3 separate regions of the Homo sapiens genome follow, and all the other regions are linked to region 1. A link is an interaction called in ENCODE POLR2A ChIA-PET data of the cell type or tissue named here. Cell type or tissue: OCI-LY7. All regions are shown on one strand. Links, peaks and the distances in the headings refer to the core of each region. The heading gives the core; the rest is flanking DNA.

Evidence for each region. Peaks named below come from ENCODE experiments on the same cell type or tissue, not always from the same donor. Only the 100,000 strongest peaks of a DNase experiment are listed, where the experiment ranks them.
Region 2: POLR2A ChIA-PET joins it to region 1 with 5 read pairs; 1 of 35 experiments calls an interaction of 5 or more read pairs at or near these places.
Region 3: POLR2A ChIA-PET joins it to region 1 with 7 read pairs; 2 of 35 experiments call an interaction of 5 or more read pairs at or near these places.

Annotation. Positions count from the first base shown.
Region 1 is chr3:181,833,117-181,841,224 of GRCh38, forward strand. No RefSeq gene overlaps it. Among named protein-coding and RNA genes, the nearest start is that of LINC01206, 120 kb to the right of the region's middle. In OCI-LY7, for the core only: no CTCF peak of the experiment used is centred there; no DNase peak of the experiment used is centred there; H3K4me3 peaks cover 609 bases; H3K27ac peaks cover 1,233 bases.
Region 2 is chr3:182,498,498-182,506,605 of GRCh38, forward strand. It overlaps LINC01995 (long intergenic non-protein coding RNA 1995), which reads right to left. Exons shown (of 4, transcript NR_134941.1): 2 at 6,175-6,217; 3 at 5,582-5,957. Among named protein-coding and RNA genes, the nearest start is that of LINC01995, 4.6 kb to the right of the region's middle. RefSeq lists an enhancer at 1,567-2,384. In OCI-LY7, for the core only: no CTCF peak of the experiment used is centred there; a DNase peak (open chromatin) is centred at 3,564; H3K4me3 peaks cover 462 bases.
Region 3 is chr3:181,939,791-181,947,898 of GRCh38, forward strand. No RefSeq gene overlaps it. Among named protein-coding and RNA genes, the nearest start is that of LINC01206, 8.5 kb to the right of the region's middle. In OCI-LY7, for the core only: no CTCF peak of the experiment used is centred there; no DNase peak of the experiment used is centred there.

The DNA.
Region 1 (8,108 bases), core at 2,038-6,037:
CTAGGTTTTTTACTTTGGTTTTTGTATTTTAAAGTACTAAAATGTTTCTTTCACTCTTTTATCGTTTTGTTTGTTTGTTTGTGTTTTTTTTTGCTCAGGCTTGCTTTCTTTTATTTGTTTTTGTTTGAAGCATGTTTGTAGTTGTTGCTCACTGAAGCTTTTATTTATTTATTTATTTATTTATTTCGAGATTGAGTCTCACTCTGTTGCCCAGGCTGGAATGCAATGGCGCGATCTCGATTCACTACAACCTCCGCTTCTTGGGTTCAAGCGATTCTCCTGCCTCAGCTTCCTGAGTTGCTGGGATTACAGGTGTGCACACCACGCCCAGCTAATTTTTGTATTTTTAGTAGAGATGGGGTTTCGGCATGTTGGCCAGGCTGGTCTCAAATTCCTGAGCTCAGGTGATCTGCCCACCTAGGTGTCCCAAAGTGCTGGGATTACAGGGGTGAGCCACTGCGCCCGGCCTCACTGAAGCATCTTTACCGTGGCTGCTTTAAAATCTTTGTCTCTGTTACCTTGTAGACATAATTCTAATGTCTCTGTTATCTTGGAATTGGAATCTACGGATTGTCTTTTTTTCTTTTGAAATCTTCCTGGTTCCTGAGGAGATGAGTGATTTTTCATTGAAAATCAGATATTTTCATATTATGTTTTGAAACTCTGCATCTTATTTAAAAATTCTGTTTTAGTTGGCTTTCTCTGACATCTCTCTTGCTAGGGAAGGAAGAGCGCCACCTCATCATTGCCATCTTGACACAGAAATACAGCTTAACTATTAAGCTTCTGTTTATACCTGAGATGGGGGTGCTCCTTGTTACTAATAAAAAGGAAGTTCCAGCTCCCGGCATGTCTCCACTGACACTGCAGTGGCCTTGTTACCACTGGTGCTGGTGACATCATGACTGTCCACTAGGCTCCCCTCGACCCTATTCAGTGGCGATGGGAAGGAATGCATATTACTGCCAGGAGGGGGTAAAAGTCTAGAATCCTTAGATATCTCTACTGAAAACTGGAGTGGGAGTAGAGTCACGTTACTGGCCAGTAGGGATGACAATCCTAGCTCTCTGTTTGGCCTTCTCTGACACCATCCCAGTGTGGGTGCTGTGTCACTTCCCACAGCCTCACAAGGGTGAAATTCTAGGTCCCTACTTGGCCTTTGCTGGCCTGTGTGGAGGTGGTGCCATAGTTTTTCTGTGGTGTTTGGCTGCGGTGAAGCAGTTATTATCTAAAACTTCTCTGTTTTCCTAGGCTGCCCCTTTCCTGGTTCTTCGGCAAGAGAGAGCAGGTTTTTGTTGGGGTGGTTTTGTCTGCACTTATTAGCATTTCTGGGTTGCCAGCTCGCTCAGCTCTGAGTCTGAGATATATGAGGCAAAAAGAAAACCCAGGAAATTCACTACTGTGTTTTCCTTTGGGCCCCAAGTTTTCTTTTCTTTTCTTTTCTTTTTTTTTTTTTTTTTTTTTGAGACGGAGTCTGGCTCTGTTGCCCAGGCTGGAGTGCAGTGGCAAGATGTTGGCTCACGGCAAGCTGCACCTCCTAGGTTCACACCATTCTCCTGCCTCCGCCTCCCGAGTAGCTGGGACCACAGGCACGGACCACCACGCCCAGCTAATTTTTTGTATTTTTAGTAGAGACAGGGTTTCACTGTGTTAACCAGGATGGTCTCCATCTCCTGACCTCGTGATCCACCCACCTTGGCCTCCCAAAGTGCTGGGATTACAGGCCTGAGCCACCGCGCCCGGCGGGCCCCAGGTTTTCTAGCCGGCATGGCTTTTCTCTTCATCTTTCTGAGCTAAGCCTTGATATATGTGTGTGTGTGTGTGTGTGTGTGTGTGTATATTTCTTATCAATATATTTTACATATAATATCAATGTAAATATATATGTAATATCTACATATATCTATACATTAGATATATCTATATATTATATATAGATATATTTATATATAAAATGTCCAAAGTTTTTCATTGTACTTAGCAGGAGTAATAAGAAAAAGTAAGTCTATTTCATTTCTCAGAAGTGGGAAATTTTATTTTTTAAAAGATTTGACATTTTGTCAATAAAAATAATTCAGTATAAAGGGGAAACATTACAACACAGAATGGTGAGACAGAAAGCAAGGTCCTTGAGTTGGTGAGATGACACATGGAGGGGCTGGTTCTCTGATAGAATCAGGGACACCTCTTTCATTGGCACAAAAGGGAAGGTAGAGGGACGTATATTGCAGACAGGTCTAGAGAGTCAGGGTTGAGTAGACGAGGGGATTCTTCTACAATAGACCAGTGCTGTTCAATAGAAATTTCTGAGATGGTGAAAATGTCCTATATCTACACAGTCCAGTATGATAGTAAGGGGAGATGTGGCTGTTTAACATTTGCAATGCGGTTAGTGCAACTCAGGCACTGAATTTTTAATTTAAATTAATTTAAATTTAAATAGCTACATGTGGCTAGTAGCTACCATTGGACAGTATAGCTCTAGATGAAAGATGAGGTAGATTCATTGGTTGAAAGTGAAGCTGAGAGGTGAGAATGTAGGGATAAGTTGGAGGTTACAGAAGAGATGAAAAGATGTAAGACAGTCCTCTTGATGTGTGATCATGACTGGTCAACACAGTGGTGTGATTTTCTCCAGCAAATACAGTTGCAGAAAAATCATATTATAAAAACATTGGCTGGGTGCGGTGGCTCATGCCTGTCATCCCAGCACTTTGGGAGGCTGAGGCAGGTAGATTGCTTGAGCCCAGGAGTTCGAGACCCTGTCTCTACAAAAAATACAAAAATTAGCTGCATGTGCACTTCTAGTCCCAGCTTCTTAGGAAACCGGGGTGGGAGGATCGCTTGAGCCTCGGAGGCAGAGGTTGCAGTGAGTTGAGATCAGCCACTGCACTGCAGCCTGGGTGACAGAGTGAGACTGTCTCAAAAAAAAATAAATAAAATCCCTCCCCCCCACCACATACACATTTTGACACCAGAGTTGAACAAACCCCCATTCTCCTCTAGTTTTCCAGGGAGGAAACAGATGGCCATGAAAATAAATAACTGAAGTTACTGGCCCAAGGTGACTACTACCTGGCATAACCAGGTCCTTAAGTGTTTCATTCCCTCAAATTAGTACCCTTTCCTTCATTTTTCTGCCTCCTCTTGCACCCTCTATTTGAATAATTTAATACCTATGGGCAAATGTTTTAGTACTCTCTAAAATCAGACCTGGAATCCAGACTGATCTCAGGAAAGGTGTGACCTCCAATATTACTTATGTATAAAATATGAGCAAATATTTTGCCGCCTTTTGTATTTAATCATTTTTCTTTGGCTTCTTTTGTCCCCTATGCAGTCTCAATACCTTCACAGAGGTGAAGAAGCAGCAACCAAATGAATTAGACAGCAACATGATTCCTAGAGAATGGCAAGACCAATTCTTCAACTACTTCTTCAGCATTTCTGAAACATATGGAAGATGGCCCATTGTGCTCTCTTAATTCTTTGATAATCTGGACATTGACTTTTCCATTATATGACCTGGGCTTGTGGGCATCATGTCATAATGCACCTGTTCAGACATCTCCCTGTACCAATATGGATCACTTGAAGAGACTCCTTTGCCCCCATCAAAAAGGATACAGTTGTGTATCTCTTCCATTTTTGTTTACAGTGCCTAAAATTATTTGAGCAGTTTTTCACCTCTTCTCTGATAAACACCTTATTAGTCCTTAAAAAGAAAAGAAAAAAGGAAAATAAAACTTTTATTGAGATCCTAACATGTGGCAAATGCAATCATATAAATAATTTATTTATTCAACAAATAGTATATGCACAACCCAATGAAATAAATGAAGGATACATAGATGATGAGGACAAAGTTCATGCTTAAAAGAAGCTCTTAGTCTACTGAGAGAGACAGATAATGTCTAAGGATAAATTGCAGCATAAATAAATCCAACCCTGGGAGGTAACTATTTTTATTCTTGTTTTACAGATTCAGAAACAGGCCACTAAAGGTTAAGTGATGAATTCATGATCACACAGCCAGACACAGGATTTCAACTCAGATTCAAATACCGCCAGAACACCTCCCATTGGGGAAAAAAACCTGCCAGTAAACTACATTTAAAATTTTATTTTGAATGTCAAGCTTAAAAGGTAAGATATAATTAACATATATCACTAAAACATTTTTTTAATGCTCTGAAATATTACCAGGAAAAGTCATCAACTTTGATTCTATCTTTTTTTTTTTTTTTTTTTTGAGATGGAGTTTCACTCTGTTGCCCAGGCTGGCATGCAATGGCACAATCTTGGCTTACTGCAACCTCCACCTCCTGGGTTCAAGCGATTCTCCTGCCTCAGCCTCCCGAGTAGCTGGGATTACAGGCATGTGCCACCACGCCTTGCTATATTGTTTTTTTTTTTTTTTTTTTTTTTTTTGAGACAGAGTCTCGCTCTGTTGCCCAGGCTGGAGTGCAATTGCAAGGTCTTGGCTCATTGCAACCTCTGCTTCCCGGGTTCAAGCGATTCTCCTGCCTCAGCCTCCCAAGTAGCTGGGACTACAGGTGCATGCCACCATGCCTGGCTAATTTTTTTGTATTTTTAGTAGTGATGGGCTTTCACCATATTGGCCAGGCTGTTCTTGAACTCCTTACCTCAAATGATCTGCCCGCCTCGGCCTCCCAAAGTGCTGGGATTACAAGCGTGAGCCACTGTGCCTTGCCGACTCTATCAATCTTTAAAAGACATAGAAATGTAGTCTTGGAAAATGAGCCCTGGAACTGAATCAAGGACAAAGTCACTGAAAATAACTCCTGGCTTCTTGACATTCTAGCTGTGTGAACATGGACTTGTAACTTAATGTCCTCTAAACTTCAGATTTCACATACTTAAGGTGAAGATAAATAATACTTATTTCCCTGGGTGAGGATTATACAAGATATGTCTAGGGATGCAGTAGACATACATTCAATGTCAGCTGACTTTGAATCAAGCAGTGTCATTGTTCTGGTTTTTCCTAGGATTTGATTTTTACAGTATTCAGTTTGTTTACTTGTTGAGAAAAATTAAGGGGGGGCAGAGAAATGAAGCAATGGTTGGAGAGAGAAAGGAGGTGTGTTCACATTGAAGATGAGAGTGTGGATTTATAATCTATAAAACTGAAGTTTTCCTTTGAAAATTGCAAAGTGGACTTTGTAGAGGGTGGAGCTCCATGGCGCTTCACATCCTGGCAGCTGGGAATAACTTCCCAAGGACTTAAAAAATTAACAAATTAAAACCACTGTTACTCCTAACTCAAATTCTAACCAGTGTATCCAACACAGTAATGTGAGGTATTTATGTTTGGAACCACTGGATAGGCTAAAAGTTAACTCAGGCTTAAAACTAGTTGACACAAAGCAATTTTGGCTGAACCAAATTGACCTAACAAAATGCAAAATTGTTCTAACAGCGGGATTGTTCATTTCACTCTGTGGGTCCTGAATGCAGTGGAAATCCCCACACTGTCTAATGACATTTCTAGGTATACTGCTCCCCAAATTAGTGCTTTCCTGAATGATAAGGCAGCACTAGAAAATATCAAATGGCCAACACTAAGAAGCCATTCTCATATTACTGCCTCTAGGGTGATTGCATTTCAAAGATGCCAAGTTATAGCAAAGACACACTTTCAGGATGCCCAAGACTTCTAGACAATTTGAGAACACCAGAGTTGCTACAAAAACTTTACAGGAGGCCACTGATTCTCCATATCTATAGTCATTTGGGCCCAGGTAAGTATGGCCTTGAGCAGAAATGCACCAAATTTGTACTTTCTCTACCCTGGCACCAGGATGCTTTGTGTGCTGGAAAGTTCGCATCCATAGTAATTCCCTGTGTTGGACCTGACCTCTCCATCCCAGTTGACTATGGAAGGAAGCCAAAAAAGAGGGGGGTGTTGATGCATTTATTTGCATTTGCCATTTTTATTTGCCTTAGGAACTTCAGACCGCAGGCCTCCTTAAGCATGAACTGTTTGTTAAAGTCTGGTGTTGCCTTTTGTGGACTGGTCTAGCCAAGAGTTGTTTTAACCCAAATGGGGAGATGGGGGTGGGGCTGGGGTGGGGTAAGACATCTGCAGAGCCCAACAACCGTTACCAAGGCCTACCCTGGCTCTGCCCCTACCTGCCGAACGTTAAACAAAGCCCCTGGGAGAACTCGGGCAAGCTGAACACCTTGGTCAAACACGAAGCAAACCACCACCAGGTGTGCTTGCAGAACAGACTCTCCATCAGCGTCCTGTCATGCAGAAAATGTTTATCCAATTTGTCAAGATAATCTTTCCTCAAATAAGCTTTGGGCCTATTCCTTGGAACAGCCTGAATTTAGTCGGTATAATGTAACTCTATTTTTTTTCACCCATTTTCCTTTAATTGCTGTGTCAACTTTTCCCTGGCTTTAAGCAAACTGAAAGTAATTATATCATTCTTAAGTGAGTAATCTTCTGACTGGGTTAGCTGATTCGTGAGTTACTCTAAAATTCTAAACTGTGCTGTTCTTTTTCAAACACATTTTCTTAGATGTTTCGCAAAGTTTGGCTCATCGATGACCCACGGGTGTGTTTATTCTGTCACGTTTCGTGGCTACGCCGTGACTATATTAGGGCATTTGAAAAGAAGTTAAGTGTAGAAATATGAGAAGGGAGAAAAAGGAAACTTCACCTACTAATTTCAGTATTTCTTGGAAATATTACAGTCATTGTAAATAACTTGCAGCTTCAAGCATGAAGAACGTTTGATTAGTGCTTTGAATCATGGTGTAATATTAGAGGCTGGGCTTGATGGACTTAAAAAGCACTCACTTCTTTCATTTCATAATATAGTTTCCTTGCTATTTGACACCTTGTGTGATATTGTTTTGTTTAAAACACAGAAACGCTAAAGGTTACCACATTTTTCTTAGTTCTACTCATTGACATACTCCCACAGAACTCATGATATATTTAAAAATAGAAGGCTCAGCCATCTGGCTATTGGATGGTTTCTATTTTTGTTTCTCTTTGCATTCACAAAGTCTGTTGAGTCTGAAATTCTCTATGTTCTGCCCTATATGTAATTGTGTATACACACACACACACTTTCTCATTTAAATTTAGCCATTATCAATCTGGGTTTGTTTTACCGACCACAGTGACACTTTGGTGGGGACGCTAACCTTGCTTAATTTATGCATTAGTCAAGTCTGCATTAAATCCTAACTCTGAGGATTGTTACCTAAAGTCTAAAAGATGCCAAATCAAAGGCATTTCTTATTAATATATATCACCCATGTTTACTCAGGATTTTCATTAATAGAAATAGGCTCCTTGTCTTGGCTTTGACGAAGCCACAGGACTACAGGAAACTGTAAAGCTCATCTCATGAATCCCCATCATTTTATACCCGAGGAAACTAGGGTCTAGAGATGTAGAGAAAGATCAGTTTAAGGTCACATGGCTAATTAGTAGTAAAATTCCCTTTAGAATACAGATCTCCTGACTTTTTCTAATGCTCTATCCATTTTCATAAACTAGATAGGAGCTAATAAGGATATTTTTTGTGAAGTTCAGCAATGTATACTTTAATTACATTAATTATATGTTTATAACCTCTGTTATTTATAGGATTGTGTTTACAAGCAAAACTGAAGTGCATTGTTATGTTTTGATGGTTAAAAATAATATTTCCTCACCTCTCAGGTGTCAGTGACCCTCAAACTTTATTGCATGAATGAGCTGGTTACAAAGGCAGATTCCTCAAGAGAATGGAAAGACAAGCCACAGACTGGGAGAAAATAATTGCAAAAGATACATCTGATAAAGTATTGCTATCTAAAATATACAAACGACTCCCAGTCGGGTGCGGAGGCTCACGCCTGTAATCCCAGCATTTTGAGAGGCTGAGGCAGGTGGATCACCTGAGGTCAGGAGTTCGAGACCAACCTGACCAACATGATGAAACCCCATCTCTACTAAATACAAGAAATCAGCTGGGTGTGGTGGCACATGACTGTAATCCAAGCTACTTGGGAGGCTGAGGCAAGAGAATCACTTGAACCTGGAGGCAGAGGTTGCAGTGAGCCAAGATTGTACCATTGCA
Region 2 (8,108 bases), core at 1,567-5,566, 660 kb after region 1:
GTTCACCGGGTAGGGAGGAACTGGCCAGGATGGAGCCTGTGTCCTTCCCTTTAGCACTGGGGCCATCACAGTAATGTGGCTCTGTAGTCACTCTAGAAATCGTCATTAACCATTCATGGTCAATGGAGACTCATGGCTCTTAGTAGAGGCTGCCATAATATGCTATTGTAGAAGAATATTTCATGACAAGTTATGGTCGGATTGTTAACTTTATAAAGCAATTTACAAAGCATTATCTGCAGTATGATACAATTTCGGTTAAAAGCAAAAACGTATGTATGCACAAAAAAAGATAGCCAGAATATATGACAACATGTTGGCAATGGATATAGTTCTGTTTAGGATTGTGGGTGCTGTGTGTGCATGTGTGAATACATGTGAACATGTATGCATATGCTTTTCAATGTTTTCTAAATTTCCTACAAAGAAAATGTACTAAATCATTTAATGATGGGGAGAAAAATTGTATCCCTCTCCCCAGAAATCTACATCAAATATTACTGCAACAGAAGGTGGGCTCCAATGAAAGAGGAGCCAGACGCCTATCTAGGCAGCCTCTTCCTCCTCTGTGGTCTAGGAGATGATATTGCTTGACCTGTCCACACTTGGAAGTAAAGCTCTGAAGCTTTTCTTGTCAAATTTTACTCGGACCTATTAGCCCAGAGCAAAGTAGTAACCACAATTTTTCAAACTCTGCTATTAAGTGCAGTTATGGGTGGTATTTCATCACCTACGAATAGTTGGCAATTTTTACAATAACACATTCTACCAAAATAAATTACACATGTATCAAAAATGTCATTAACAGAAACTTATCACAATGATATCAAACATACGACCTTTCAGCAAGTAAGATATATATGTGTGTGCATATATATATATGCATATATATATATATAGTGTATATATATAGTATTTCTAAATCCGCCACGGTATTATCCCAACCTGAGACATATACATTAAAAAGAAAGAATGTGCTAAAACAAAAACAATGGTATAGCATACTTTCTTCCATTTCAGTTTGTTTCTTCCAAACTGAATCCCCACTCCCTTTGCTTGGAGGAAGTACAAGGCCATTCTCCAGTGAGGGGAAAGTAAATGATTGTGTAAACTCAGACAGAATCAGCCTGTCACAAATTGGCAAATACAATTAATGGTTAGTTATCTACAAAGACTTCAGTCCTGTCACTTTTCAATTTTCTGGTCAGCATTCCAAAAAGGAACCAACTCTAATTAGTAAAATAATTCTTCAGGTCTTTATAGAGCCGATTCTCTATAAAGCTCTGTGAAAAGCTTGTTTTTGTTTTGTCGTTTTGTTTTAAAAGTTATTATAATTCCCTTACTCCAATATGAGAGATAAGAGCACTTACATACTTAACCTACCTTCTAACTAGAAAAAATATTTTCAAAGATTACTATTATTTTTTTAAGCACGCCTCTAGGCGCACCGAGTTTCTGCTGTCATTAGGTAATCTGTGCTGAATGGTAAAAAAAGCATGTAAACCTCACAGATGAAAAGTTGTATTTGAAAGCTAATATGAGATTTGCTTCACCCATGTGAATCATCTCGGGATAATAAAAGAATCTGATTGAGAAGATGATATGTATAGCTAGCACATAGTCAAAATTACAGATGTACATGTAAACGGTTAAAATTAATTACTGGCTCCATTTAGAAAAAGAATCTCCTCTGGACAAAAGAGGGTTTGAGTACATCTCCCTGTTCCTCACTCCTCTACCTTTGAGCTTTTGGGGGGCCAGAAATGCTAACCTTAATTAATGGAAGACCTACTAGACCCCAGGCAAGGGTTTGGGTCCCAGGCCCAGGTCTCCTCCTGCGCCTCTCCCGGGAGTAACGAGCAAGCGGGCTTCATTACTGGCAGCTGAGGGGAAGGGTCACTGGGAATGGATTTGCAGGGCCCTCATTGAGCGATCACTCCATGCTGAGAGGAGCTGGCCGTACTCTCGGACACCTGGTCATTAACATTGCTAATTAGCAGCCATTAATCAGGGCGCTCGCTTTTTTTTGTTGTTGTTGCATGTCACCGGCTCAGAGGAACCAAGTGAATAAGAAGATTGTTTCATTACCTCCACAAGAGGTAGAATGAAAGCAGTTCCCATCAGCTCAAGATGAGATGGATTAAGGGAAAGGTTAGACAACAGTTTGAGATGAGCTGGGGAGGGGGTGGACGGAGGGGGCCGGGAGACCTGAGCTGTCTGCCCAGGGAAAATCAGTCACCTATAATTAATGAAATCTTCTGCAACCTAATTCTAATCACCGTGTGAGCGGCTCTTCAACGACCAAATTTTTGTATTTTAAGAGCTTTATTTTTTTTCTGTTAGTACAGGGAATTATCTTTAAGTTATTTTAATTCTGTTTGATACTCAGTAGGTTTTAAGTTTGGTCTTTTCAGCCTTCTCATTCTAAATTCATCTTCTCCTTCCCAAAGATTATGAAGTCATTTAAAATTTTAAGTAGTTATAATTAAAACACTTTTAGAATATCTTCGCTATTTTATGGTTACTTTCCAACCAATGGTCAAAAAGTAATTTTTTAAATAATTTATTCTACAGTGTTTAGAATGAGAATAAGAAGAAGAAATGGTTTATTCTTACTACTGACTGCACCCAAAAGTCAAAAGGGAATAAAAAGACTATCAATTTGTGTATAATAATACTGAGAAGAATAACGTCGTTAAAAAGGGCTACGGAGTGTGTGTGTGTTTGTTGTGTGTGTGTGTGTGTGTGTAAATAAGTTGGGTTCTTCTTGTTAATTCAGATGTAATGTGATAAACATTCTTTAATGGAATGTTTTCTCTTCTGGAATGTAGTGTTTTGTGTATATACCATATTACATTTATCTTAATTTCTGGAAAACGGAAATCTTGGTAACAGATTGCATATCTCACAGTTGTTTTAGTTGTCATTTTCTATCTAGAAAAAATGCTGTGAGAATACTTATTTAATTAGCAGCTAGTTAGCTATGAATTCATTCTTTTATTAAAATGGGTTCACCCAAGAACTGCAAAACAGATCTTGACTTACGTGGGAAGCTCTCCTTATTAAAGAAACAGTGAGCATTTCATCCACCTTTTTGCTATGTTTTGCTCTGAGTTCCATGGTGGCTTACAAAATGTGGTTTGCAAGTGGCACTAAGTGACTAGAAAGCAGAAATTGCCTAAGTATTTAGTAGTGTTGTGACCTCATTTGGACAAGTGTAATAAATATATATTTGCACATATAATATGAACCCCTGCATTTTCAAAGCAAAATTATTCATTTAATGTGCCCTACACTTCAAACGATAAAAGGCTAAACCTGTTTTTTATGTACTAATTTGCTCTGTTTATGAAGAACTACGAAGTTTTGGGGGGAAGGAAGCAAGTATGTAAAACTAATCTGTAAAGCATTTCAATTGGGTTGGAAATCTGTAATATGATTTCTAGGACTTCATGGGAAAGTTGAACGCTCAAGGGGAAATTACACAAAGAACAGCTGAGAAAAAGTTGCATTCTGGCACAGAATCATGCAAATGGGGCACATTCTTCAGTTTTCTCATGACGGATTGCCTCTGAAACCACTGAGCCAAGCTGCAGCAATGCTAATGAGGGAGATGCATCAATGAACAGTGTCATCCCAGGGGCTTCTAAAGGGGACAAGGGGGGAGTGGGGAGGACAAGAGGGACTTGGAGAAGGAGGAAGGAAGAAAGGAAGAAGAGAGGGACAGACAGAGAGAGAGAGAGAGGGAAAGGAAGGAGAGCAACTGAATTTTTAATAATTAGGCCTAGGTTATTAAAAAACAAAACCAACTTAGCAGGTAGGATGGAAGGTACAAAATGAACAGCACTATAATTCTATCCTTTTAAGATGTGAAGGATTTTAAGAAACAGAGTAAGATGGGAGAGAAGACTTTTTAAACTATCTGCCTGTTGAACAAAAAAATTAAAGTTGGAAGCTAAAATGCTTCTGCCCAGAGAATAACTTGTGTGTGGTTTCTTTACAAGGACTCCAGACTATGGTGAAAAAGACTAGGGGATCATCTATCTATGCCAGGAAAAAAAAAAAGTAGCACTGTTTCAGTCTAAACTTCTTTGTGGTTGCAGATTTCTCATTTAAATATTTTTCTAATTGTAAAATCATACATTTGTAGCTCATTTACAGAAATGATAGTTTGCTTGTCATTTCAATGAAGTTTTGAAAGATTTTTTAATCTTCATAAGCATACACAAAAGGATTTGTTTTTTAAAGAATATTTCTCTTGAGATTAGCAAATGATTACTTGTGTAGAGTTCTGTGGGCAGATATATCTTTCTTGAATTGCCAAAACCATACATGTCACTTGCTTCCATACCCACCTAGTAAATATCAAATTGATAATTTGCTTTGCATTTTACTTCTATTCTGACTTCCAATGCAGTATGTTTCTGGTGGAAATTAAATCAATAGCTACTTACTGAGTGTTTATTACATCTAAGGCACTTAAAGGTATTTTTATAAAGAAATTTTAAAAAATATATAACACTGAAGTTTCAGACCTTTAAAGTGACGTCGAGTTTCCAAACATTATGAGTTAACTCCCTTTATAATAACACCACAGTGAGCACAGCCAATTTGGTATTGATGTGAATTGCATAGTTTACTTCCAAAATGTCCCAGTGACATGTACTCAGTGCTGGTTCAATCAAAAGCATAGTTAAAATGCATTATTGTTTTCTCTTCAATATCTTATTTTATGAGCATTTAGCTTTTTAAAAATGTGAACAGTCAACTGTGCACCCTGTTTGCTAGCACTGCTATTTCAGGTCCTTTAGCTAGGTAAATAAACAATTTAAATTGAAAAAAATAAATAAATAACTGTGGCAAATTTAAATTCTTTAAGTAGCAAAGAGGATATAAGGAACTTTGCTCTAACACATCAGTATAGTTGATGCTAGAGTAAGATCCTTTTTATTATTTTGCTCAATTTCAACCAATAGGAGCTTCATGATTCAGAATTAAAGCTAAAAAAATTCCCCAACTCACTCTATTGTGTATTATAGTTCATATGGTATAGTTTCCAAGACCACCCACAGTTCTGAGACTGTCTAATGGAAGATTGTATCAGCTGCTGTACCTAATGACAACTAGATGAGTTAAGAATGAAGTGTTAGCATTCATAGTACTTGTGGGCATGAAACAGATTACTCACATCATTTTAAAGATAACCTTGAATGAATGCAAAATGCATTTATTCGTGTGACACACTACTAATCGAGTACATTATCTATTAATATTAGCTCAAAAAATAAATTTCTAAGATAAAAAGTTAAAATCTATTGTATTAAAGGATCTGTTAACATGTATTTAGACAATTTTAAATTATACATTAATGGAAACTGCAAGGCATGTTTCTGACATCTCTCAAAGTTATTTAACAGCATAGTCATGAACAATGTTATTAATTGATAGTTCACTATTGTCCGTCACACTTCTAACAGATCCCAGAGTGTCTCAAAAAAAAAACAAAAACAAAAACAAAAAAAAACTTGCCCTCTGGAAAATCTCTAAAGGAGAGAGAATACATTTAAACCACAAGACGCACGTGATAAAGGCTGAGGCAGTCGCTTTTCTTGCTCTCCTGCCTTCTTTCCAAGAAAAAGCATTCTTTGAAGTTTCCTGTTTTGTTTATTAAATCCCGATGGTTTGCTCTACAATATGGCCATGTTAGGCTTAATATAAATATGATTTAAATGACTATTTAATTTGCTTGCTTGCTTTTAAATCTTAAAGTAAAAATGATACTCCAGGAAGATGCATCGTGTTAATTCCACTGGGGAATACTGTTATCCAGGATGAGCGGGTGTGGCCATCAGTGAGCTTGCCGCTTGTCAGAAGAAACTCTGGTCCGAAGCCGGGCTGCAGACTCACTGTGTGGTTTTGGGCAGGTCAGTCCTGTAGCTGCTTTGGTCCTCAGCTTCCTCATGTGTAAAATAAAGGAGTTAGATTAGGCTTTTGATCTGTAAACTCTTTTCACTATTTGGATGTTGTAATAATTCTGGTGACATTTTGTTTTTCAGTAAGGGGAATGGCTACTAAATGATTCGGGTAGATTAACTCTGTGAATCTTTTCCAGTTTAAGGATTGTGAAAGTGCATGGCCTCCATATGTGAAATGTAAAAATAAAAGCCTACTTACTGTTTTCGCAAATTTAATCCTCCAAAAGTTTAAGTATCAAAACCTGGGGAAAAAAATCCTACTTGTATTTCCTGTTGCTTTTGCATGTTCAGTAAAACCAAGTTTAATTTGAAACAAGTAGTCATAACCCTTATTAATCAAACCTTTTTCCTGCAGCAAAATTCCAAGAGGAAGATGCAGAAAGAAACCAAAAGACTTTTAATTGTTTGTGTTTGTGCATTCTAAAAATGTCTAATTTGTACACAGTTAATCCTTAGACTCAGTGTCCAATACATCCTTAACTATAGCAGTTTGATTTCTAGCTCAGGCTCTGGAATCAACCCTCGGTTGAAATCCTACCTCTGTCACATAGTTATGGTGTTATTTACCTTCTCCAAGCCTCAGTACTCTCATCTGTAAAATACAGATAATAATAACAAGACCTCATTGAGTTTGGGGAAGGAAAAATGAGATAATACATGTCAAGTGCTCAGCACAGCGATTGCTCCAAAGGAGATACCATACCTCATTAATGTTATCTTTTATTAATACCATTACCAGATGGTGAGAACTGATGCTCCCCTTAACGTTACAGGCTCATTGTCAAAGTAAAACAGGTTCATGAAGCATACTGGACATTTATAATAGGAAAGAACTCAGCTCACTTAGCCAAATGTTGCCCAAAAAAATACTGTCTTTGATCAAAAATCTTCAAAAAATACTCTCTTTGATCAAAACCCAAAGGGCTTCCATACTTCTTACCCGACTCCCCTGCATGATCTCACCCCCAAGCCAATATCATGGTGCTCAGCCTATAGGACAGTCCTCTCTGCTAAGATGGTGATGACCTGCATTTTTGCCATTGGTCCCTGGAGATCACTGCGAGGTTACTGCCTGTCCAGCTGGCCCAGAGTGACCCACCCTGCAAGCACCCTCAGGCTCAATTGGTCAGATTCCTCATCATGCTTCACCCTCCCCTCTGTGCCATCACCTACATTTCCACCTCCTCTCGCGCCTCTCCAGGGCAGCCTTTCTTCCCAGATTTCAGTCCGGCATCTTAACTCCTTCATTAGCTCTCTGTTTCACTCAGCATCAACTCTAAACTACTTCACGTGGCCTTCAAGTCCCGTCCTTCTTCAGCTTCAGTTTCTGCCTCTGCTCTCCACCTACCTCCCAACCTGCAGCCATGGTGAGCTACTTAAAGTTCTCGAAACTCCCCACACACACCTTCACCTCCAGGCCTTCAGGGGTCCTCTCCTTCCCTGAACTTCTCCCTTTAGACTCCCCCTCACTGATTCCTGTTTTGGCCTTAAGTTCTCAGCCTATGTGGAAGCGTGTCCTGACTTTAGAAGATTTGGTTAGGGGCCTGCTCATGTGTTCTATGAAGTTCCAGTACTTACCCTTATCAGAGTTTTCATCAAATATCATTGCAATAGACTACGTGCTTGTACCCCCACCACAGAGCCTTTCACATAGTAAGTCCTCAGTTAAGTATTTGTTAAGTAGGTTTCTTTTGTTTGTTTGTTTGCTTTTTGAGACAGAGTTTTGCTCTTATTGCCAGGCTGGAGTGCAATGGCTCAATCTCAGCTCATTGCAAACTCCACCTCTCAGGTCGAAGCGATTCTCCTGCCTCAGCCTCCCGAGTAGCTGGGATTACAGGCATGCACCACCACACCCGGCTGATTTTTTGTATTTAGTAGAGTCGGGGTTTCACCATGTTGGTCAGGCTGGTCTCGAACTCCTGACCTCAGGCAATCCACCCACCTCGGCCTCCCAAAGTGCTGGGATTACAGGCTTGAGCCACCATGCCTAGCCTAAGTAGGTTTCTTTTCTATCTGTCAGAGTACTTAGAACAATGCTAGGATCATCTTCACTTACCAATATAAACAGACACATTGATCATAAAAGTTATCTTTAATAAGCTTCATCAGGCTGGGCGTGGTGGCTCCTCCCTA
Region 3 (8,108 bases), core at 1,567-5,566, 110 kb after region 1:
TGAAAAATATATCTTGAGGCCTTTCACATACCAATATATCCAGAGCTACATAGTTGTTTTTTTTTTGTTTTTTTGTTTTTTTTTTTTGTTTTTTTAAGATGGAGTCTCACTCTGTTGCCCAGGCTGGAGTGCAGTGGTGCGATCTGGGCTCACTGCAACCTCCCCCTTCGAGGTTCAAGCGATTCTCCTGTCTCAGCCTCCTGAGTAGCTGGGATTACAGGCACATGCTGCCATGCCCAGTTAATTTATTGTATTTTAGTAGAGATGGGGTTTCACCATGTTGCCCAGGCTGGTTTCGAACTCCTGAGCTCAGGCAATCCACCCACCTCAGCCTCCCAAAATGCTAGGATTACAGGCGTGAGTCACCATGCCTGGCCTATGTAATTCTTTTTAATGAGTATAAAGTATCCCATTATACCGGTGTTCCATAATTTACCTAATTCCACATTGATGAAAAGTTAGTTAGATTTATTTCAGTTTTATGTGATCTTGTGTATTTGATATTACTGTTTAACTTTACACAAGTCTATACCTTAGTTGATTGTGAACTCTTCATTAGGGCATGAAGCCTATTGCAAGTTTCGTTATGTCACACACCGAAAGCTCTAGAAAATATGTACTTCAATGATGGTGTCTGCTTTGCCCTCAAATTGAAGTCTCCTTGAAAAATGTTCATACGTCATTTCAATACTGTAAATTTGCAGTTTTACTTTTGAGGTCCGTAAACAGATGCTAATAATTCATTATTATTGCCAGGGTAAACAAAAAGCTCTTTACAAAACTATAGACCACTTAGCACTTTATAGATCAAAGATAACACTTGACATTGTGTTCAGAGGTGAAGAAATAGTCACCACAACAAAAGAGGGCATAATCTAGTTTGAGCTCTAAAGACTGTGTCCTGGAGATTTGGGTTGATTTTGTCTTTATGGTTCTTGCTTTATCTTAGGACCATTAGATTTTGTTTGAAGGTGGAGGATGAACAGCACACCACGTACCAACAAGCAAGACAACTGCAGACTCCCACATATTTTCCTCCTATATGTCTTCGGTGATTCGGATTCCTTACTCAAGTAGAAGATGACTTAAGCCTATCTCCATAACAATTAGCTACAGAATCATTTGCTCCAAGTTCAGGAAGCTCCTTTACCTGCTGCAGAGCAGCTTCTATTGTAATAGAAGCAAAGCCTGGTAGCAGACTGAAAAGACTTGAAAGCCATTCTATGTACATGGTAAAAGTATGAAATGCACCCCAAACAAAGCCTTGAATGTGTCTGAAGATCTCAGAGTGTGATTGTTTGCATCAGATTTTCTATCAGTGCATTTGTGAGGAAGATAAGAATCTATAATAGGTATGGCACCCTAATGCCAATACAGCATTATTCCTTATATAGGTAAAATAATATTCTCATCATGAATTTAAAATGCTGAGGGGCATAAGCTACTTGTGTTTAAAGTAAGCAAACAAATGATAACACTGTCTAATAAAATCACTATTAAATGAGAGATGCAAGCATGCATGCATGAATGGATCCAGCAGAAAAAAAGAAAAAAAATCACTAATTCACTGGCAGTCTGTTGGTTTGTATTTCACTAATGTACAGGGTTTGTGGTTTATAACGTCATCAGAGTTGTACAACAGCATTATATCCCTGGGAGCTGTGCAGGTATCTCTCTCTTTCTCTTTCTGTTCTTTGCATACAATGGGGGATCTAAGCCTGGATTCATGCCCTACCCAGGACATTTCCTTTTTGTGGCATGTGAGCAGAGCCGTTACCAACGCTAAGATTTACTGCTTTGGGGATCGGTTCAGAACAAATGTTCCAAACAGCCGTCTGCCTCTGGCAAGGTAATTTTGGACAAATTCAACAAGACTTCAAAGGAAGCCACCTACTACAATGCCTAAGGAGGATAAAGACCTGATTTAAATGAATGTATTGCAATTAGTGGGTATTTACTTTATATGTTGCCAAGTTCTGATAGCTTTCTCTAACCCTCAGGGAAATAATATGTATGTCTACTTCTGGGGAGCTGAAGAAATGGGATATGGGCTTCCCGGAGAGACAGCTGTTGTGAACATACACAGATCTAAAAGAGAGAAAAGATAAAAAGTTCATGAAAGCTGGAAACAAAGAATAAATGCAATGTTTGCTTTGAGGTGAAAAAAAAAAAAGGTGAGTGTAAGTGTTGTTCTTTCAGTGTCCTCCTCCCTAGAAAAGAGACCCTCTGTTGTAAAAATCTGTTTTTTTTGAAAACAGTTTGTATTAACTAAAGAAAAGTAAAGAAAGTAAAGAGGAGGCAACATTTAATATTGATAAATGCAGGAAAGCCAGTTATCAATTAAAGGAGTCTTGGACCACCGAGCTGATTTAGGTACATCCTGAAATGCCGCGCTGTTAATCCAATCATTCAGCATGAAGCATTCCAGCAGTAGAGGAAATTAAGGATTAAACTGTGGTGGGAAGAATGAGAAAGCAAGATGCTAGATGTATAGTCTGAGTGGACTTTAATCAAATCAAGCCAGAAACAGACCAAAATGGAAATCTAATAGTACAGTGTTTTCATATTCATGTTCACAGTTTCATTCCAGACCTTACATTTACAAGTGAGGTTTAGTGTGAGAATTGTTACAGGAAAAGACCAGAATGTTCTCTTAGTATTTCTCAAAGAATGAATGAGCAAACCAGCCCAAATTTAGTCAAGAAACAGCATAGAGACTTCTATTTGATGCAAAAGAGAGGGCAGAAGAAGCTACATGCCAAACAGCTCCCTAATCTGATTTATCTTTGCCCTGAAAAGATCCCAAAGAGAGGGAAAGCAAATTACAATCTACTCTGTGTTCTTGTTTATTTCAGACAAAACACAATTGAGCAAATAAACTCTCAACGAAAAATCTACTCCAACACAGAGATTTAAAGACAGGACTAAAATGAGTAGGAGTCTGTTAATCAATAAGATTGCTTTAGTCAGATTTTAAAACTTGATTTATCGAGATAATCACCAACATTCTCTTCTGTTGGAGACGTGACCACATGCCTTCATCATATAGGTAACTAACATCTTCCTGAATTTTGGACTCAAAAACATATTTCGATGGTTAGAACTTATCAAGGGATTAAAACACTTTCTAAAAGTAGACTCCATGGAAAACTGCTCAAATATCCTTCTAGGAGTTGCCATCAGTAACATATTTTCCAGCCTTCATCATTAAATATTCTGTAAACCAGCTAAATGTTTTATGGCTGTATATTTTTTCCTTGATGTTGCAGCATTCCTAGCCTAGAAAATTTACCATTGCCCTATTATTTCTGAGATTTCTGAGACTGTTGCTATCTGATTACTCTTGTTTTACAGGAAGTAGAAAAAGAGAATGAAACTCTGTAGGGACGGGGAGTGTGGCTTCTTCCAGCATGGGACTATTTGTTTTAATTAATCTTAAACCATTTTGACATGTGCTAATGGTTGAATGTAGGTATCTGGTAGGTGTGTGGCCTGTCGTGCCTCTCCCCTGCTGTTTACTTTAGCGACTTGTCTGTCTGAAAGTTATGATACCACAAAGCCTCCTTAGGGTCTTAGAGCATGATGTAGCATGCAGACTTCAAAAAACAGCCCCGAGGGATACCCCTTTAAGCTGTTGCAGGTAGAACCACTGAGGTGAGGGCAGGAAAGCTTCAAGCGAACAATGAGGAGGGAAGCTGGTGACTTCATCCTGGCTTCACCTGGGTGCCCTGAAACAATTAGGCAACTTCTATCCAAAAAAACTGCTCTCCTTTGGAAAGATAAAGGGAAATCTGTTGTTAAGTGACTATTGTCACGTTCTGAATTGCCATGTGATGCTAATTTTTCATTTCCTGGGCCTGCCATTCCATCCAAATCACATTTTGCTCAGCACGCTTCTTAACAAAACAGATCCAGTTGATTGGTGACTTTTAAGTGAGGAAGCTTTCTGATTTTTAAAAACACATTAGCAAAGGAATTTATTCTGAGATAAGGAAGAATGAAGTGGCAGTGTAAAACATAATGACCGAGGGAAAGCAGCCTTTAAACTACACACACACACACACACACACACACACACACACACAGCAAATATGAGATTTGAAATAATCAATTTCTTTAACCTGGTGATCACAATTTAGCAAATATATTTTTGGTTTATCATTTCTGAAACAATTCCTTCTAACAAAATTTAAATTGTTTATTTTCCCTTGACAATCTTTTTGTCTTTTGTTATATAAGTAATATACAAATAGAGTATTATTGTAAAAGATTTAACAATACTTCCATCACCATCCTACCCCCCCCAGCCCTATGTACACAGACACAATCATGCACACTCTCTCCCATTTTCAGAGATAACTGGCTAGTGTCAGAAGTTTGCTCTGTATTTTTTGAATCTCCTTGTGTCACATTTACATACAAATATACCTACTTTGGAGGCTTTAAATATGAACACAACAAGAAACATAATATGCCTGCTTTTTTGCAATTTTTCTTTTTTTTGCTTAATATGTCTTGGACATTTTTCAGTCAGCAGATATTTGATTCTCTGTATTTTTAAAATGGCTGCATGGTATTCCTTAGGTGGAATTAGCATCTTTCACTTACTCATTCTTCTATTGATGGGCTTTAAGGTTGTATCTTTTATTTCTATTAAATTTTGAAATCCCCTGCCCCGTGTTAGGCTGTTCTTGAGTTGCTATAAAGGAATACCAGAGTCTGGGTAATTTATAAAGAAAAGAGGCTTAATAGGCTCATGGTTCTGCAGGCTATACAGGAAGCATGGTGCTGGCATCTGCTTGGCTTCTGGGGAGGCCTTAGGGAGCATTTACTCATGGCAGAAGGCGAAGTAGGAGCAGGCAAGTCACATGGTGAGAGTGGTAGCAAGAGAGAGACAGAGGGAGGGTAGGTGCCACATACTTTTAAAACAACCAGACTTCTTGTCAACTCACTTATCACCAAGGGCATAGTGCTAAGCCATTCATGACGTATCCGCCCCCAAGACCGAAACATTTCCCATCAAACCCCACCTCCAATGCTGGGGATTATGTTTCTTTTTTTTTTCTTTTTTGAGACGGGGTCTCGTTCTGTCGCCCAGGCTGGAGTGCAGTGGCGCTATCTGGACTCACTGAAAGCTCCGCTTCCTGGGTTCACGCCATTCTCCTGCCTCAGCCTCCCGAGTAGCTGGGACTACAGGCACCCGCCACCATGCCCAGCTAATTTCTTGTATTTTTAGTAGAGACGGGGTTTCACCATGTTAGCCAGGAAGGTCTCGATCTCCTGACCTCGTGATCCACCCGCCTTGGCCTCCCAAAGTGGAATTATGTTTCAACATGAGATTTGGAGGGGACAAATATCCAAACCATATCACTCCCACACAGATGAGAATCTATTTTTAGCAGAAATTTCCAACAAGTAGAATTATTGGATCGAAGATGTCAACTTTGCTGTCCTTTTCCAAAAAAACCTCATTTTTTCATTGATAAATTAATTACTAGCATATTTTGCATACCCACTATGTGCATGGGGCTTTAGGCAAGACATAAACATATATATCTTAGTAGGGAACATGATAGATTCCCATTTGGGGCCTATGCCTTTTCAGACAAAAATTACTTTTAAACAAATCTTGCTTTCTTTGATCATAAGACTATCCTCTAAATTAATAAAAGACAGTGGGTCTTTGTTGTAAAGCTGACTGAAGCTACTTTATTATAATACAAAAATTTTCAGTTTAGAACCTTGTGCTACATTGCCACTGAACGTTTGAGATTGGCTTTTGATTATGTGATTCAAAAGGACCAATGACTGCTTTGGGAGGCCAAGGCAGGAGGATCACCTGAGGTCAGAAGTTCAAGACTGGCCTGGCCAACATGATGAAACCCTGTCTCTACTAAAAATACAAAAATTAGCCGGATGTGGTGATGCATGCCTGTAATCCCAGCTACTTGGGAGGCTGAGGCAGGAGAATCGCTTGAACCCAGGAGGTGGAGGTTGGAGTGAGCTGAGATCGTGCCACTGCACTCCAGCCTGGGTGACAGAGTGAGACTTGTTCAAATAAAAGACAGGATAACTGTTTTTGCCGGAGATTCCCAGCCACTGACTATCTAACTATCCCTGATATGCCTAGGCAACCCAACCCCTGGAATGCGTGTTAACCCACATCAGGTTTAGAGGGCTGGACTCTTTTTTTTTTTTTTTGAGACAGAGTCTTGCTCTGTCACCCAGACTGGAGTGCAGTGGCACAGTCTCGGCTCACCGCCAGCTGCGCCTCCTGGGTTCACGCCATTCTCCTGGCTCAGCCTCCTGAGTAGCTGGGACTACAGGCGCCCGCCACCACAGCTCGGCTAATGTTTTGTATTTTTAGTAGAGACTGGGTTTCACCGTGTTAGCCAGCATGGTCTCAATCTCTTGACCTCGTGATCTGCCCGCCTCGGCCTCCCAAAGTGCTGGGATTACAGGCGTGAGCCACCGCGCCCAGCCTAGGGCTCTACTCTTGACAGTGCAGCTGCAATGCACAGCATATGGGGCTAGCAGGCTTGAGTCTGATGGTCTCTCTGCAGGACAGCATAATATGATGGGACACCAACTCTGGGCAGAGACACTTACCTGTAGCTAGTGAAGAGTAGAGCAGAGACTTGAATTCAGGTAGCTTTACACCAGAGAATGAACATTTAACCATAGGTTATCTGGCAACTATCAGTGCAAAATTGAATTTCTACAGAAAGAGTTCAGAGGACAGAGTATTTGCTGTGGGCTAGGATTGCCCTATAGGGCTTTCAGGAAGAAGCTGGGATTTGAATAGTTTCGGTTTAGGTTATGAGGAGGAAGAAGAGGAGGAACATGAAAAGCAACTCAGGACCAGGCTTGGTGGCTCACACCCTGTAATCCTAGCACTTTGGGAGCCCAAGGCGGGTGGATCACTTGAGATCAGGAATTCGAGAACAACCTGGCCAACATGGTGAAACCCTGTAAAAATACAAAAATTAGCCAGGCATGGTTGCACGCACCTGTAATCCCAGCTACTCAGGAGGCTGAGGCAGGAAAATCACTTGAGGCTGGGAGGCAGAGGTTGCAGTGAGCCGAGATGGTGCCACTGCACCCCAGCCTGGGCAACAGAGTGAGACTCCATCTCAAAAAAAAAAAAAAGAAAAAGAAAAAAGAAAAAGAAAAGCAACTTAGAAAGGGAAAAATATGGATATGGAAAAGGGAAAGCAAAAAGTAAGATAGCAGCCAAAACAATAGCAATAAATTAACATTACTGATTGCTTTATTAATATTATGGGCTAGCACCCTGCTAAGTGCTCTACAGGAAACATTTTATTTAATCCTTAATAAATTGGGATGAGATAATGCTATTCTTTTTGTATAGATGAGGAAATGGGACTTAAATATATATTAAGTAAGCTGCCCAAAGCCATGGAGCCAATAAATATGTGTAGCCCAGTGATTGGAGGGGATGAAGGGCAAGGCACTCATGGATGTTAAGGGGCATCGTGGGAAGGGTAGAGAGGAACACTGGGACAGGTCATGGAGCGTCTTTGATATGGAGGCTGACCATGCCAGTAGGCAGTGGGGAATCCTTGAAACATTTTTGAGCACTGGAGTGACATATGAAAGGGCATCTATGAGAAAATCATTTTATTTTTATCCTTAAACTCTCCCCACTCTCTGATGAGAGGTGGAAACCCTGTGTCACTCCAGATTTATAGATGCATTCAGTGATGGCAGGTGGTGATTACAAAGGAAGATCTGAAGATAAAGCTGGAGCAGGATGACCTTCTCCTTTCATCCCTGCCTTGAGGGCCCCAGCTGGGACCTAAAATAGTCTAATATATATTGACACCTGGTTAGGTCCAACAGTGCTCCAGGGAAAAGAGCATAAGCTCTGAGACAAGAAGGACCTGGATTCAAATCCTGGCTCTGCCACTTTCTAGCTTTGTGCACATTCCTGAGTGTCTAGTTACTAGTCTGTGAATCCTAGTGGGAAGGGACTGTGCCCTGTTCACACTGTGAACAATGCCTGACTTAAAGGCTTCACAATCATTCTTTTTTGAGTAAGAAGAGAATGGAGCTTTCTGAGGCTTTATCTCTTCATCTGTAAACGA